Regions from separate parts of the Homo sapiens genome. Here region 2 is linked to region 1. A link is a loop called in an ENCODE intact Hi-C map of the cell type or tissue named here. Cell type or tissue: Caco-2. All regions are shown on one strand. Each heading gives the region's core, and the rest is flanking DNA. Links, peaks and the distances in the headings are about the cores only.

Evidence for each region. Peaks named below come from ENCODE experiments on the same cell type or tissue, not always from the same donor. Only the 100,000 strongest peaks of a DNase experiment are listed, where the experiment ranks them.
Region 2: it touches region 1 in a loop (5-fold over the local background); 4 of 110 quality-filtered maps call a loop at or near these places.

Annotation. Positions count from the first base shown.
Region 1 is chr2:138,774,483-138,782,823 of GRCh38, forward strand. NXPH2 (neurexophilin 2) reads right to left here and starts at 5,908. Exons shown (of 2, transcript NM_007226.3): 1 at 5,709-5,908. The coding sequence starts at 5,759. In Caco-2, for the core only: no CTCF peak of the experiment used is centred there; a DNase peak (open chromatin) is centred at 3,729.
Region 2 is chr2:138,720,924-138,729,264 of GRCh38, forward strand. The region is part of intron 1 of NXPH2 (neurexophilin 2); the gene reads right to left. Among named protein-coding and RNA genes, the nearest start is that of NXPH2, 55 kb to the right of the region's middle. In Caco-2, for the core only: no CTCF peak of the experiment used is centred there; no DNase peak of the experiment used is centred there.

The sequences.
Region 1 (8,341 bases), core at 41-8,040:
ATACAGTAACTAAAGATGTAAATCATATGAAGAAAAATTCAGAACCCCTGTTACAACATATTAAAAAAGGAGAGATGTTAAAAACAAATTTTTATCTACTTTGTCATTATTGACTTCATTTTATAGATGAAAGTTCTCAGGCTGTTAAACGAACTGCCCAAGACACATACACACTCACAGGTGCACATGTGCACACATACACACACACTCACACCCTTGGACCAACTCTATTTTGTTGACTGCTATGTTCTCACTGCTTGCTGTAGTCTCAGTGTAAAGTCTGGATCAAAACAGATAATGAACAAATATTTGTTGAATGTTTGACTGATTCAGAAATAGACTCCAAGTCTTTTGACATGAAATTCATTGTTCTTCCCAAAACATGAATGGAAACATTTAAAATATCCTTCTCTATCTTCTAGTCTTACTGGGAGAATAGAATGTGATAATTGTGTGAAAGAAACTTAAAATTATGTAAGTGCATGGAAATCTAAGTCAGCGTTATTATCATTATAGTTTAAGTTTATAAAATGTCTCATTTCTCTTACCATTTAAGAAAGGAAAAATTAACTAGAATGGCAATTTAGTATACGTGCTACTGAAGTGAGCACAAGAATGGCAATTTTAGATACAACTATTTGATCTTTGTGAATGATCTGACTAGGAAAAAGAAAAATATTTCCTACAGCATTTGGGCTTAAATAATGGAAATTTCATTTTTAATGGTAATTCTATAAGGAAAGATAATTCCTTATTATATACCAATCTTACAGCATAATGAACCAAACACTTGTTTGAGAGTTTTAATCTAGATTTTCATAAGTTAAAAAATAACATAAAATAGAAGTTTTCAGTCAATCACATCTTAAAATTCTTTCTTTAATATGAAAATCTATACCACAACTTATACTGTAAATTGCTTTAGATTCCTTTTTTATTTAGCAGGATTTTGAAATAAAGAATAGAGTTGTCATCAATACCATTAATCAAATCACAGCTAATAAAAAATGCATTAGTAAATAAAGACTTATAAAAGGGCACCTGATTTTGGCATAATTAAAAATACTTATGACGAAATAGTGTTAGAAAATCTTACGGCAGTACAATATATATGTTAACTGGGAAAAGGTTATCTAAAATCATTTAAACATATCCCAACTTAAATTATAACCATTGTGGAAGTCAAAACCATAGGATTGTGCCTGCTAATTTAGTTACAAAGTCAATAATATAGAAATTAGTTTGTTAAATCACCATCCTGCATACTATAAGGATACCTAGACAGTAACCTCATATGGGGAGCACTCAAAATCATTTGGACCAATTTTTTAAAGCCGTTTTGAAATAATTTACTTCCAAATCAAGATATTAAATGCCAGCTTCTAACCAGCAATAATGCTTATGGCTAAGATAGAAATGAGATTCTTTACAGAAACGCTGACACAGCCTTAACTGTAAGCACTTGAGTGTGCAGCTATAATTCTTTTTTCAAATCTTTCCCAGTAAAGCTTCAGGTAAAAGAGTCCACAGAATATGTAAACGGTAAGAGACAGTCTAGAGCTTTTACAAAATCACAAACCTGTGACACATTTATATTCATCTTTGATTGCTACCACTAAACGACTAAATCATTCAAGGTGTATTGATTAGCTCTTTAATAGATAAAAGGTGGGCGGTGTCTTATATAAACCAACATTTCTTAATACATTTGATTGGCAAGAACTACACATTTTAAGCTGACAATGTAAACCCCTAAAATATTTTTCCAAAAAGCTTTCTGCCTTATTTAGCATTACAATTACTAATCAAAAACCATAAAAAAGAAAAAATTACAAAAAAATACAGAACAAAGATTAAGAAAGCTTTTCTTTTCCATTCGGAAACTAAACAATAAAATAATTTCCCAAGCAGTCATTTTTCTGTATGGAAGGCATTCACAACTGGACCAGATAACATAATACCAGAATAAACCAAGGGAATACAACTTGTACTGGGAGGTGGGTGACTGGAACCAAGGATTTAATTGTCTAATCTTAATTTTCATTTTTTAAAGTGTGTAAAATAATGATGCTTATAATGAGGAGTTCATTTTAATGCACGGCCAACTCTAAGTCATAACAATGATATAGTGGTGTTTTTTTTTTTTTTTCCTTCACATTGTCATATAGCCAACAGAGGACTATTCATCCGGCACTGGAAAATACTATTTTGATGTTTATTGATCAAGGCTGTATGAGGAAAGTTGTCATTTTTGAATGGAAGATAGTAAAGAGTTATCAATTCTTGTAAGTACAGAAGAAGAAATAAATAGAATCATCAGACTAAACAAATATTAAAATTATTAGTTTTAATGTAAGTACCCTTAATAAATTATGTGGTACTAAAAAGATGAACTTAAAATTTTACCATCTTTCATCACAAGGATCTGATTTTATAGGATTCTAAAAATTTGCCAACTTACATTGCTTTTAACTAATATTTTATTTTGTAAACTCAGCATTGTATCACAGTAAAACAAGTTAAAATGTGTAAGAAACTGATTTTTTAAATCAGCCCTAAATTTTATCTTAAACGTTAGCTAATCATTCATTTAAATTAAAATTTATTCTTTTTTTAATCTTCTTTTTACTTAAAGGCAAAAAATCACACTTATTACCAGTTACAAATCATCATGCAAATCTGTAAACAGTTGACATCTGGTGAAGTCTTTACCTTGTATCATGATGAAGCAACACTCATTTTGATATAATATTCATTTCAAATGCTAATTTTTTTCTTCATTAGTGGCAGAAAAGATATAACATGCTCTTAATATTCTTTATAAGAGTATGTTGCTGAATAAGAATTTTTAAAAAAGGAATATGTTCAAGATGGATATTTAAATCTTGCAAATAGTAATCCCATTAATTAGCTATAGCAACCTGTCTGTTAAAAGCACTATACACAGGCCAGGAAAATGGGCAAGGACAGGTAAGAGACATACATTCTTCCTAGCCTACTTGCAGTATTTATCAATTCCGCTTACTGTTTTCTTAGAAGTTTTAAATATCACATAAACAGGTAAAAAAATTCTAGTTATTGTGACTGTATTATATATACGTGTATATTATATATGTTATATATAACCATAGTTAGTGACTTATTTGGGCTCAATTCCCTGTGACTGCTTTCAGAAACAAACAGGTAATTTTCATATCACTAAATGTTCAATATGCCCAAATGAATCTATTATTCTTTTAAAATATTTAATATTTTTTATAAGTATGTTCTTCAGGCTGGCAGTGCAGATAGAAAAGTAAAATCCAATTTCGACAATAAGGTAACTTCACTCCTCCCTCACCAAAAAATTAAAAAAAAAAAAAAAAAAAAAAAGCCTTATGTCAGCAAAGGGCAGATTTTTTTAGTACATATGGTTCCTAGAAAAGTAAATGACTAGTTTCATATCTAGAAAATATTTTATCCCCTTGCTGTTAGGATTTAACAAAGAAGTTCAATATCAGCTGAAAAAGGTAGAACAAAACTATGAGCCATCCAAATGAGCAAATCATGATCTGTCCTTTTTGACACCTACTGGAGTAGGGCATATGCTGGGATTGGGGAATATTTCAATTTAGATATGCTCAGCCACTCTGTTTTCCTTTCACATTCTAACCCCCTTGTGTTATAAGGCTGGCAACAGCTCTAAGAATGTGGAGAATGTAAACAGCCTTTTATTGTCCGAAGGGATGGCAGCGTAAGGAATGTGTGCTTATCAACAGGGCTGCAGCTCCCTACCTCACTTACCATGATAAAGTGCTCCAGGAGAAAAACATTACAACCCAAGCACAATCCCAAAATGGATTAGAATTTGACATAAGCTTTTTTAAAAGCAAATCCATCAGTCCATGCTGTAATATTAGAATCTAGCTCTTAAGGAGAGCATATAATCCCTTCAAGATGTATTTCCTATTCCTTACTGACTATGGCGGTGTGGAAAAAAAAAATATCTAACATTTCCAATATAGTAGCTGGGAGAAGAACTTTTCCCCGACACGTGCCCAAATATATTTTCTCATCTTTAAGAGCCTATCACACTGCTTACGGAGCAGATACACAGTTCATATTTATTAAATGCAAAATTAATGAACTAAGATTCGTGAAGATATTCTGAAGACCCCACATAAACACCTGATTTCCCCAGGCTTTTCCTTACACACACCATACAAATGCTGCTTTGTTAGATCACCTTTTATTAGAATCCAGACTAAAAAATTTTAAAGCAAGGGATACTAAAGATTAATGTGGCATATATTTTGGATTCATAATGCCTAAGATGTAAAATGTATTTTAACATGGAGTATTGTAGATAGCCAGTATGTGATGGCTCATTCAAGGATATTTGGGCATATCATTGCATTTTCTTCTTGATGCCATTGAAGAGTTTCTGAGTTAACGCTGTGCAGGTGAAGCTAATCTCCACCGTAACAAGCATGGACCACGGGCATCTCAGAGGTCTCTCCACCTTTTAGAGTTCCTTCCACCCTCAGAACTTGCAAAGTGCCTCTGCCTTAACAATATCATACATATCATAAACTTTCAAAGTTACTTGATTTTCCCCCTAATAGGAAAAGAAAGAGACAAAGAGAACGAGAGAGAGAGCGAGCGAGAGAGAAGAGACTGTCATCTTCTAAGTGCTTGGGCAAAGTCTTAAGTATGAGGACCAAAGAAACTATGGCATCAGGAGAAAGCCCTCTTAATAGCACCCTAACAAGGCAAGAGCTAAGTGACCAGAAGAAATCCATCACAGATGCTGACCCAGCCAAAGCACTCCCCTTCTGTAATTTTACTTTAAAAGTTTCTTCTTGAAGATCTTACTTTGGTTTTCCCTCAACTATAATTAGCCATGCATATAGAACATAGGCGTATATCAGGAGGAGGAGAGCGTGGCGCCTCGCGGGAAGAGAGAAGAGAGTGACAACGCGAACCCCAAACCACATTTTAATACGTTTCTTATTCCTCAGCGCCTCCGAGCCACCCAGACCAGGCGGGCGGTCTCCCTGAAAAGACAGCTTCGAGATGCCCGAGAGGGGGCTCCTGCGCGGAGCTGGGCATGAAAGTTATATCTTGTGTCCCCAGCTGGCAGAAAGCCCCATCCCAGTCCCTAGCGCCAGACGGAAAACGAAGAGAAATCCAAGCTGTCCCCCAAATCCGTATTTTGCCTAAGTTTTCTCCCAGCAAGGCGCCACTACCTGGCTCTGAGAACGAGGATGCATGCACTATGCTGTGCTTTGGGAGAAGTGTCTGTGTGCATCTGGGCAAAACACCACGTGAAAAATAAACACCACCAAGCCTCTCAAACTGTGAACAGGAGGAAGGTCTTTCTGCCCCTTCTCATCCTATCAATTTACTTTCCTTCCTCTCCTTGACCGCTTATCAATAAACCGCTTCCTTCTCCCGGACCTACTTCCCGGCCACCTTCTGCCTACTTTACCCCAGCGCTCAAGTCCCAACCCGTGCTAAGCCCCTGAGTCGCCTGTAGATCCCGTCTATTCCGTTCTTCAATTCTTCCCTTTCGACCTCTAAGGCAACCCAAAACTCCTTGCCCTCCGCGCGCCCCCAACCCCACTTCCCAAGCAGGCCCAGGCTGGGCTCCAAGTCAGCCGCCTGCGCGGTTTTCCCGCCGAAACGCGTCCCCGGCGTGTGGGACGGCGCGCGGGCCGGGCACTCACCAGCTGCAGCAAGCCAGGGACCACCACGAGGGGCAGCGGCCGCAGGCGCATGGTGCCGGCTGGCGCGGCTTTTCACGAGCTGCGCGCCCTCGCCTGCCTCTCGCGCATCTCCACTTCGCGGGGCAGGACTGAGGACGCCAGGGACACAGCGCGGCGCTTCCCTCCCGGAATCCGAGCGCTGCGCCGTGCCGCGCAGCTCTGGCCGGGTGGGCGGGCAGGGAAGGGGGAGGGTGGGCGGACCGGAGGTGCCTCTCCCGGCCCCCCGCGCGCCCCTCCTCGGAGGGGGCCGGCAAAGAGCCTGCGGGGCAGCTCGAGCTCCGGCACGCGGCGGGGGGCTTCAGTCGCGCCTTGGACTCTCCCGCTTGGCCGGGCTTGGGGTGAGCGCGTGGGGCGCCTGCGGGAGGGAGGCGGCGGCTCGGGCGCTTGGGTGATGGGTTCAGTGCGAGGCTGCCCTCCAGATCCGATCCCGCCGGGCGGATGCCTGGCCGAGCTGAGCACGCCTGGCCAGCCGGTGCCCCAGAGCCCCGAGAGGCCGGGTGCCTCCTCCCACCCCCGCCCAGCAGAAGGCCGGTCCGAGAGGCTCCACTGTGCCAAGCGCCCTGCCAACTGACTGGCTCTCGCTTTGGCTGGGGAGATTGGGGATGAGGGGAAGAAAAGGTTCTCCCTGGGTGGCTGCAAGAAAGAGTGCGCCCGCCTGGAGAGCGCCCAGAGAGTTTAGGAGGGGAAGGCGATTGCAGAGTCCTGGGGCGGGGCGTGGGGAGCTGCGAACGGAAAAGGCTGGGGCGGGGAGGTGAGGCTGGAGCCCAGGACGCCCTGGGAGAGTGCCCTACTCTGCCGCAGCGCCAAGCTCGCAGAGCCGCGGGTAAGGGGTACAAAGTGCGCCTGGTGCGGCTGGAAGGATTTCTGGGGTTGGGGAGTAATGGGGACCTCGAGGGACCAGGAGCAGAACTGTGAGAAACGGAGCTAGGTGATGTCTGGTTTACTCCGGTTTGGGGATGGTATAGACAGCTAGGTGTCCTGAAGACAGACAAAGTTGCTCCCAGACCTTCTGCCCGGGCTTTGGAGAAGCAGAATAAAGGCAGGATACCCCACCACAGCCTCCGACTTCAGAAATATTGGAGAGGGGTATCTTTGCGGACGGGCGAAGGTGCAAACCTGATGCCTGTGAGCCTCGACCTCCGTGTTAACAACTCGCCATTGGAGAGATCCTTAACCTTTTACTATCTTTGTGCTGGACACTCGAGTGGAAAAATCAAAGGCAATGGGGCTCACAGACCTGCACTGTTTTTACGGTAGATCAGAGTTTGGGCGTCATTCGTCACTCCTTTATTGAACAGGTGGGAAACCTAAGGTCCAGAGAGATACATTCACTTCTCCAAGGATGAGACTTTAGGCAGTTGCTCCGACAGAATACCCAAGGCGAGAATGCTTCTTACATCTAGAAACGCAAAGCTCTTAGAGAAGAAAACCATGTTGAAGCAAGGGAGTAGAATTGCAATTGATTTCTAGGCTTTAAAAAATAAACCCAACAAAAAGCACAGATTAAGTTGTAATTTTTGGACAAAAAAAAAAAAGTTTCCTTCTCCTCTGCTTACCACCCCCACCCCAAAATAGAAATGAAGGAGGGTTGTTAAATCTTAGCGGTTGAAGCAGAGCAGCCTTGGTCCTAGGTTTCAAAGGCAGGAGGATTGCTTTGACTAGGGCAAAATCCTACTATTCCTTTCACTGAGTGTGCCAAGATTGTGCAGATGGGGAGGGAGGTTATTCCAGAGTGTTCTGGGATCCCAGTGTGAATTTGAGAGTGTGTTGTCCTTGAGCCTGCAGGTAGGGTATCTTTCCAGTACAACTCCATTTCCTGTAGGGGGGGAGAGTGGCAAGCAAGGGGCATGCATCCTCCCTAAACCCTTGCTAAGCCTGACTGGGGGTTCCATGGTAAAGGATGCACCAGCTGCATCCCATTTCTGCTTGATCTCAGACTCTCCTTTTGCCTTGCAACAGACTCAAAAACAAAACCACTATTTGCATATCCAAATCTATATCTCACCCATTCCACTCCTCATCCCTACAAAAATTCCCTCTTTACCAAGGCTTAGAGCCCTGTTCTACCAGTTCTAGTAAATTATTCTGTCCCAAAAGCACAAATAAGAGGATTTCAAAAACTGGAAGGATCTCTATTGGTTGATTTTGCCCAACTTTGCGTCCCTGGATAGGGCTGCATCTTATTTACAGACAACCTTTTCGAAACAAAACGGACATAATAGGAAGGGTTTTGCAGAAACAGAGGAACCCCTTTCTGAAGAGGTACAGCTCGAAGAGGAGAGAGGCTAACCGCTTTGCAAGAGGCACTACCTCATTTAGACTTGGTGTCTCTGCCTGAGCTGAGCTGACTCATTTATAGAGCCAGAAGGTGAGGTCCTGTCTCCATTTGGTACTTTGGTAGTTTGCCATTCAGCTATCACAGGCTTTGTAAATGAGGAGGGCATGATTTAACACATTATTGAAATAAATAACAAAGTTGTTTAATTACTGGAATAGTTCACTTTTTTCCTTCAATTTGTTCATATTTCTTAGATCATTTTTGTTCTTTTGAGAAACTACATAAAGTTTAAAAGTGGAAGTTAAACTCAGACATG
Region 2 (8,341 bases), core at 148-8,147, 53 kb before region 1:
ACAGATGGAAATAGGGCAGAGAAGGTAGTATTTAAGAGTGCCTGCAGTAGAAGAAAGTGTGTAAATGTGAAACTGAAGGACGCATGCAGGGCATTATTAAATACTTTTGTATTGTGAAATTAAAAGTTGCCAGAGGGGCTGAGTGTGGTGGCTCAGGCCTGTAATCCCAGCACTTTGGGAGGCCGAGGTGGGTGGATCACAAGGTCAGGAGTTCGAGACCATCCTGACCAAAATGGTGAAACCCCCATCTCTACTAAAAATGCAAAAATTAGCCAGACGTGGTGGTCTGCACCTGTAATCCTAGCTACTTAGGAAGCTGAGGCAGGAGAATCGCTTGAACCCGGGAAGTGGAGGTTGCAGTGAGCCGAGATTGCACCACTGCACTCCAAGCTGGAGATAGAGCAAGACTCCGTCTGAAAAAAAAAAAAATTGCCAGAGGTGGGGAAAGCTGAGCCAGCCAGAAGACTGAGAGGAACACAGGAATTCAATTGGAAAGAGTCTATATGCTAGGTCATGAAATCATGATTTTATATTATAGAAGTTTGTTTTTTTTTAATGGAGCAAAATAATAAGATTCATGTTTTATAAAGACCCTCCTGACAACAATATGGAGGATGTACTGGAGGAATTTGGAGGTAGGGCTGTGTGGTAAAACTGTAGGCAGGAGGATCATTTTATTTTATTTTTTAAGTCACAATGGAAGAGATATGATGTATGTAGGGAAAAAAACTAATTTAGAAAAAGACTATGTTTAATAGCTACAGAAGAGACACAAACTATGGGAGTTAAAGAATCGCCCTTGCTAGGCTCAGCCTCGCTTTCTTACCTTTCTTCTCTCTCGGCAAACCTAAAACTGATAAAGCTTTAAACTTCCCCAGGCTGAGTAACCTTGTTAGCAAGTGGGATAATGCCTGTAAGTTTGCAGGATTTAGATGCAGCAGGTAGATATGAAAGTGTAGTGTGCTTTGAGTATTCTGTCTTTATTGAATTTGCAGACCTACAATAGCAATGGCGGGAGCATGGCTATTTTTGCTTCAAAGTCAGTTGCTTGATTCAGTAGAAAGAGCACAGGCTACAGACAGTCAGACTGGGAGTTGAATGCTAGCTGCTCCACTTATGCTATAAGTAGGTAAATTAATTTCTCTCAGAAAGTCAGTCTCATCTGTTAGTGTCTCTCTCATGAAATTCACTAGTAGAAGTAGACAGAACAACAATAAACAAATACATATTAAAGAATGCTACTGATGGTAAAGAGCAAAGTGAGCAAGAGGATAGAAACTAACTGAGAACTGCTTTTTATTTAAGGTGGTCAAGAAAGGAATCCGTGAGAAGGTCATATTTAAACACACACTTGCAGAAAGTGAGAAAATAAGCTTTGAACACATTTTGGAAAAAGAGAATTCCATGCCTAGAAAACAGCAAATGCAAATGCCCTACAGCAGAAGAAAGCTGGGCTTGGGGGAAGGAAAATCAAGGAAGTATGTGTGGTTGGAGCGGAGCCTGGGCAGGGCAGCGTGAAGACTCACCCAGTAAGCATGGGCAAGCGTCCAGGCCAGGATCTTCTCTAACTGACCAGAGCAACAGGAAGCTGTCCTGGGCAGAAGAGAGGCACCATCTAACTGGCTTGAAGATCCCTAAGACTGCAGTGTTGAGTGCAGACTGTAGGGGACAGTGGGAGGAGAGATCTTCCAATAGTTAAGGAATTCCTGCAATGATTCCAGTTGAACAACGAAGAAGGCCCAGTCCAGGCTAGTAGGTGGAAGAGGTGTTCAGTGGTTATATTCTAGATAACGTTTAGAAGGTGGTGCTGATAGCATGTGCCGATGGATTGCCAAGGTGTGATCTTTGCTCAAGAGATTTTGGCTGGTCTTGTAAGAATAAAACAAAGTAAATAAAGTGCCTACAATTACTCAAAAACATCAGTTCTTTCCACCTTCCTTTGAGGTTCTTTGGCCTCTGTAGCTCAGGCCTCTGCAAGTGCTCAACATATGCAAAATCTGGTCAAGAGTGGCACTGGGTGATTTTTCAGCCATTGCTTATTGCCTGCTGTGTCCTTGTCTACTTGTTTTCTGGGTGAACAAAAACAAAAAGGTTAAGTACCACATTATTTTATATCTATTGCCAGGGCAAGCAAAGGCAAAAAGTGCTTGAGACAAGATATTTTCTTTCCCACAACAAGACTGAGGAGATTTACTGTAGGGTTTCACATTAAAGCAAAGCTAAGCAACACAAACAGACAAGCAAGCAAGCAAGCAAGCAGACAAACAAACTGGGTCCATTTCTCAAAGCTCAAAGCCCTCATCCAAGGAACTTTAATGAAGCCTTGAAAAGCAAACAGCAGTGGCAGAGGATTTAGTTCCAGGAGGGGGAAATTTTAAAAAAATTCATTGAAGATTATACATACTGGAATATGAATGAAAAATCATGGTTGAGTGTATTTAGCAGAATACTTGGCATTTGAGGGGAAAAAATCAGCCCATTTGGCTCAAACCTATCCCTGAAATCTAGTTCTCAATGATTACGCCATGAGGACACTCTTCTCTGAGTGAAGTTTTTATGTTAAGCCAACTGTGAGGGGAGCAGTCTTGGTTCTTCCTAAAGCCCTGCTTTCCCAAGTTCTATCTCCATGTGGAACCCTGGCCCTAGTCTTTTCTAGGGTGGGCATCTCACAGGCCCCCTGGCTTTACTTCATAAAAGGAAACTGACATTTATTGGGCCTCGCCTCCTGCCAGGACCCTGGTACTCAATGGAATTGTCACAGTACCATTGCAGGTGGAGTATCATTATTTCCGCTTCTCAGAGGTGGTGCTGGAGAGAAGCTCACCCACTCGCCCACACCTCACAGCTGTTACTTCATGACAGCAGGGTGCAGCTGAGCTGCCACGGATTCCAGGCTTTTTGGCCTCCCCTAGCCTTCCTCCCAGCACATTTTCCATTGCTGACTGGTATTTGACACTGACTTCCCCCGGATTATTTCACCATTGCTCCTAAACCATTCGGGTCATAATTTCTTTTTTTTTTTTTTAACTTTTAAGTTCAGAGGTACATGTGCAGGTTTGTTACATAGATACATTTGTGTCATGGGGATTTATTGTACAGATTATTTCATCACCCAGGTATTAAGCCTAGCATCCATTAGTTATTTTTCCTGATCCTCTTCCTCCTCCTACCCTCCACTTTCTGAAAGGCCTCAGTGTGTGTTGTTCCCCTCTATGTGTCCATGTGTTCTCATCATTTAGTTCCCACTTATAAGTGAAAGCATGTGGTATTTGGTTTTCTGTTCCTGTGTTAGTTCCAGCTCCATCCATGTCCATGCAAAGGCATGTCATGGTTTCTCAATACTTTTATCAGGAACAGTTGTAGGCAGAACATTCTATCAACTTTAGGGAATGTTGCATCCATTTAGCATGACTCTGTTTTCTGCCAATCAGTATCATGTCTTCAGAGACTGCAGGATGTGATGAGGCTATGGGAAGTAATGAACTCAGGTCTGATCACCAAACCACTGCTGTCAAATGGGGTGATTGTATGTGTGTGTGTGCATGCTTGTGTGCTTACAAACAATGCAAATAGCCTAATCCCTTTGTGGGGCAGAGCTCAACAGGTCATTGTTCACTGCTGGATGCCTGTTCTTTTCATCCTAACCATTTTTCCCCTGGAACTATTTATTATTTCTTCCTTTAACAAAAGAATAGCCTCACAGGGTGTTGACGACACTGAGTAGCTCATAACATATGACTGCTTCAGTGCAAAGGAGATGTGGCGAAACAGTGAAACTCTACTCCTCATAATTGTGCATATATGTGTGTGTTTTTTTGTCCAAATGTGTGTCTGTTAGTAGCTCAAGAAGATAAATGTTATTAATCAATTAGTTAATTAAACAAACAGCAACAGAGTGCTTATTCTGCAACATGCTTTATGCTCCATGCTCTCTTTGAAACTAGGCACTCATACACAATAAATACCATTACGCACAGTTGAAAATCAGTCTGTGAGTGGAAGAGGCTATGCCAATGGTGACATTTGCTGTGTGCTCTGATTGCTACTGAGCTCTCCCTTATTCTGGTGCTCCACAATTATGGACAACTCAGTATTTTCTGCATTAACAAATGGGAACAGTGAGAAAGATAAACCAATACATAGCACGATTAAAACAAATCTATATTTGCTTTTAAATGTAGTCTCAAATATAAACAAAGATTGTTTACTTCATAGAAGAGTTAGGAGGACAGTTAGTTATTGGAATACTTTATCCTACTACTTTAATCCTCTGTGAGTTTTAAAATGTGCAGTTATTGAAGTAATTCATTACAAATATTTACAAAGTGGTTGATGTTTAACTTTTTCAGCTGATGCTTTATGTTAAATGGACACTGAGCTTGCATTCCAAAATAGATAAGACAAACTCATACATTTATCTACCCTCTGAACCCAGATCTTCCCTTACATTGCATTTTACTCAGATCTATACCAATCTGTAATAGATGTGAGCTTCTTGGGGAAGGATTGAGAAAGGAGGTGAATCCATAAAGTTAGGATTTCTCACATGAGTGTCGGATTCGATAAATAATTTTTGGCTTAAAGGCAAGTCATTCATTAACAGAAGCTAAAATCATGGTTTCATGAATGAAACCATTTTCTTCAGAGTTTTAATTCAAGGTTGGGACAGAAAGATGTTGTAGACTTATGTTACATAATATTTGGCATTGTAGATGCACTGATTTTTATTCTTAAGTTTATCCCATATTCATCCCACCAAACTATTTATATAATTGTTCTTTGTATTTAAAAATCATCTTCTGACGGTGAATTATGTTTTCCAGCTTCAGTGATCAGTGGCTTTCTCTGACAGTCTCCCTGTGCTTATTTTCCCCTGCATAAAAAATCCATTTACTGTATGTAAAGAATTTTCAAATGCATAGGTAAGAAGTATTATCATTGTTCCAGTAATGTCATTCACATTATCTCCATTTATATTCTTGTTTCAGGATGTAAGAATTTGTCTCTGTGCTGCAATTCCTTGACTATATCTGGATATTCTAGGTTTTTGCATACTGACTTTTTCTCTTCAGCATTCATAACACCTCCCAAAGCGTGGCCAACTTAGAAGCTTTTTGTTTCATTTTGTTTTTGTTTTGAGATGGAGTCCTGCTTTGTTGCCCAGGCTGGAGTGCAGTGGCATAGTCTTAGCTCACTGCAACCTCCACCTCCTAGGTTCAAGCAATTCGCCTGCCTCGGCCTCCTGAGTAGCTGGGATTACATGCGCCTGCCACCGTGCCCAACTAATTTTTTCATATTTTTAGTAGAGATGGGATTTCACCACGTTGGCCAGGCTGGTCTTGAACTCCTGACCTGAAGTGATCTGCCCGCCTCAGCCTCCCAAAGTGCTGGGATTACAGGCGTGAGCCACCAGGTCGGCCTGCCAACTTAGAGTTTAATTAATATAATGTTGATTTATTTCCTCTTAGGTTGTTAACCAAGATGCAGAAATTGTGTTACTATACTTTCCTTAGGATTTCTAGAAATTAAAAATATTCAGTCTATAGTGAACTAAATTGCTTAATTTGCATCTTTTTGGAAAAAAGTAAAAAAAGAAACACACACACACACACACACACACACACACACACACACACCCTCCAACATAGCACCAAAGGCCAAATTTTATCAGTTGAGTCAATGAGATGTGTGTGTTTTTTTTAAATAGGCTTTATTTTATAGAGCAGTTTTGAGTTTACAGCAAAATTGAGCAGCAAGCACAGAGGTTTCTCCCACACATGCACATCCTCCCCCATTGTCAGCATCCTGCACCTCAGTGGTACATTTGTTACAGGAGTTGACCCTACATTGACACATCATTATCACCTGAAGCTCACAGCACTTATTAGAGTGAACATTAGGGTTTACTTCTGGTATTGTACATTCTATGGGTTTGGACAAACATGTAGTAACATGTATCCACCATTATAGTATCATACAGAATAGTTTGACTGCCTTAAAAATCCTCTGTCCTCTCTCTATTCATCCCTCCCTCCCTGCTCACCCCAGGCAGCCACTGATCTTTTCACATGCATTTTCTAGATGCCATATAGTTGGAATCATATAGTAGAATGTAGCATTTTCAGATTGGCTCTTTCACTTAGTAATATGCATTTAAGGTTCTTCCAAGTCTTTTCATAACTTGATGGTTCATTTTTTTAAAGTACTGAATAATATTCCATTGTCTGGATGTACCACAGTTTATTTATCCACTCACCCATCAAAGGACATCTTGATTGCTTCTGAGTTTGGGCAATTATAGATAAAGCTGAATCCATGCTCAGGCTTTTGTGTGCACATAAGTTTTCAACTTATCTGGATAAATATCACGGAGCATGGTTGCCAGACTGCCTTCAAAGTGGCTAAACCGTTTTGCATTCCCCCAGCAACGAATGAAAATTCCTATTGTTCAACATCCTTGCCAGGATATAGTGTCAGCATTTTGGATTATGGCCATTCTAATAGGTGTGTAGTGGTATCTCACTGTTTTTTGTTTGTTTGTTTGTTTGTTTTTTGCAATTTCCTAATGACATATGGTATGAAGCATCTTTTCATATACTTATTTACCATCTGCATATCTTCTTTGGTGAGGTGTCTGTTAAGGTCTTTGACTCACATTAAAATCTGGTTGTTTTCCTATTGTTGGATTTTATAAATTCTTTGTATATTCTGGATAATAGTCCTTTATCGGTGCGGGGGGCGGTGAGGCGGGGGGGGTTCTTTTGCAAACATTTTCTCCCAGTCTGTAGCTTGTCTTCTCCTTTTCTTGACACTGTGTTTTACAAGCATTTTTAATTTTAATAAAATCCAGCTTAATGAGACATGTTTTCATATTATTTGACCAAAATAAATATGAGCCCACTTTATTAACTCTTATTTTCCTGAGTGTGTGTACCTTGCCAATCTTTCAGAAGACAAAGGCAGACATTACTCCATGAATGAAAATATAAAGTAGTTGGAGGCTTGAGGTTCTAGTGTCAGGCTGCCAGGGTACCAATCCTGGCTCCAGTATTTCCTAGGTATGTGACCTTGGGTAAGTTTCATAATGTCTCTGCTATGGACTACACTGTGTTCCCTCCAAATTCATATATTGAAGCCCTTGCCTTCAATGTGACTGTGTTTGAAGACAGAGCCCTTAAGGAAATAATTAAGAGGTTAAATGAGGTCTTAAGAGAAGAAGACACCAGAGTGCGCTCTCTCTCTCTCTCTCTCTCTCTGTCTGTCTCTCTTCCCTCTGTCTCTCTCTTTGAGCATGCAGAGGATCATATGAAGACACAGGGAGAAGATGGCCACTTGTGAGCCAAAGAAAGAGGCTTCACTAGAAATCAATCCTACTAGGACTCTGATTCTGGACTTTCAGCATCCAGAACTGTGAGAAAATACATTTTTGTTTGTTTAAGCCACTTAATATGTGGCTTTTCTTATGGCAGCCCTAGAAGACTAATATAATTTCTAAAACTGAGTTTTCCATCTTCCATGTATAACAATAACATGTATCTGATAAGGACTATTTGGATTAAGAAGAATGACATTTAAATGATTTGGCATAGGACTTGTCATATAGAAAGATCTCGATAAATGTTAGCTATTATTTTCTTAATAAAAGGGTGCTTACTGTAGTGGCATTCAAAAAGAAGGCTTTTTACCTGAAACACATTCTTCCTTAAGGCATAAATAATGCTTATAAATGTGTCCTGTAGTTTTTTAAATTCCTACATGAAAATCCTGCCAGAACATCAATGTAGATGCATTTATTCTCTGATAAAAAGTTTGACATTATGTAGACAGCAAGCTATGCATAATAAATAAAGCAAAAATTATAGAGTAAAATGGCACACATCAGTAAAACATCCAGATGTGCCCTTACAAAGTATTTTCATGACTTCTGTTTTCATCGTCTAGTCTAAATGTCGGGAATCATGCAAACACAGTCAAAGTTTTGCTAAGGGCTTACACTACCTCCTGGTACACTATGGCCTTAAACCTTAATAAGGTCTCTTAGGAATCTAATCAATTTTCTAGGGTCAAATAGATTAGGATTTTGCTTCTATTTCTTTTCATACATATTAGTCCAATTATTACACAAGATTTTCTTGGAAAGTCATAGATTACAATGTATGGTTCCATTCTCCCAAGCTATCCAGCTTCCCACTGTCTCCTTCTCCTCAACAGCTTTAGTGCCTGATACGGTTTGGCTGTGTCCCCACCCAAATCTCATCTTGAATTGTAGTTCCCATAATCCCCACATGTCATAGGAGGGACCCAGTAGGAGGTAATTGAATCATGGGGGTGGTTTCCCTCA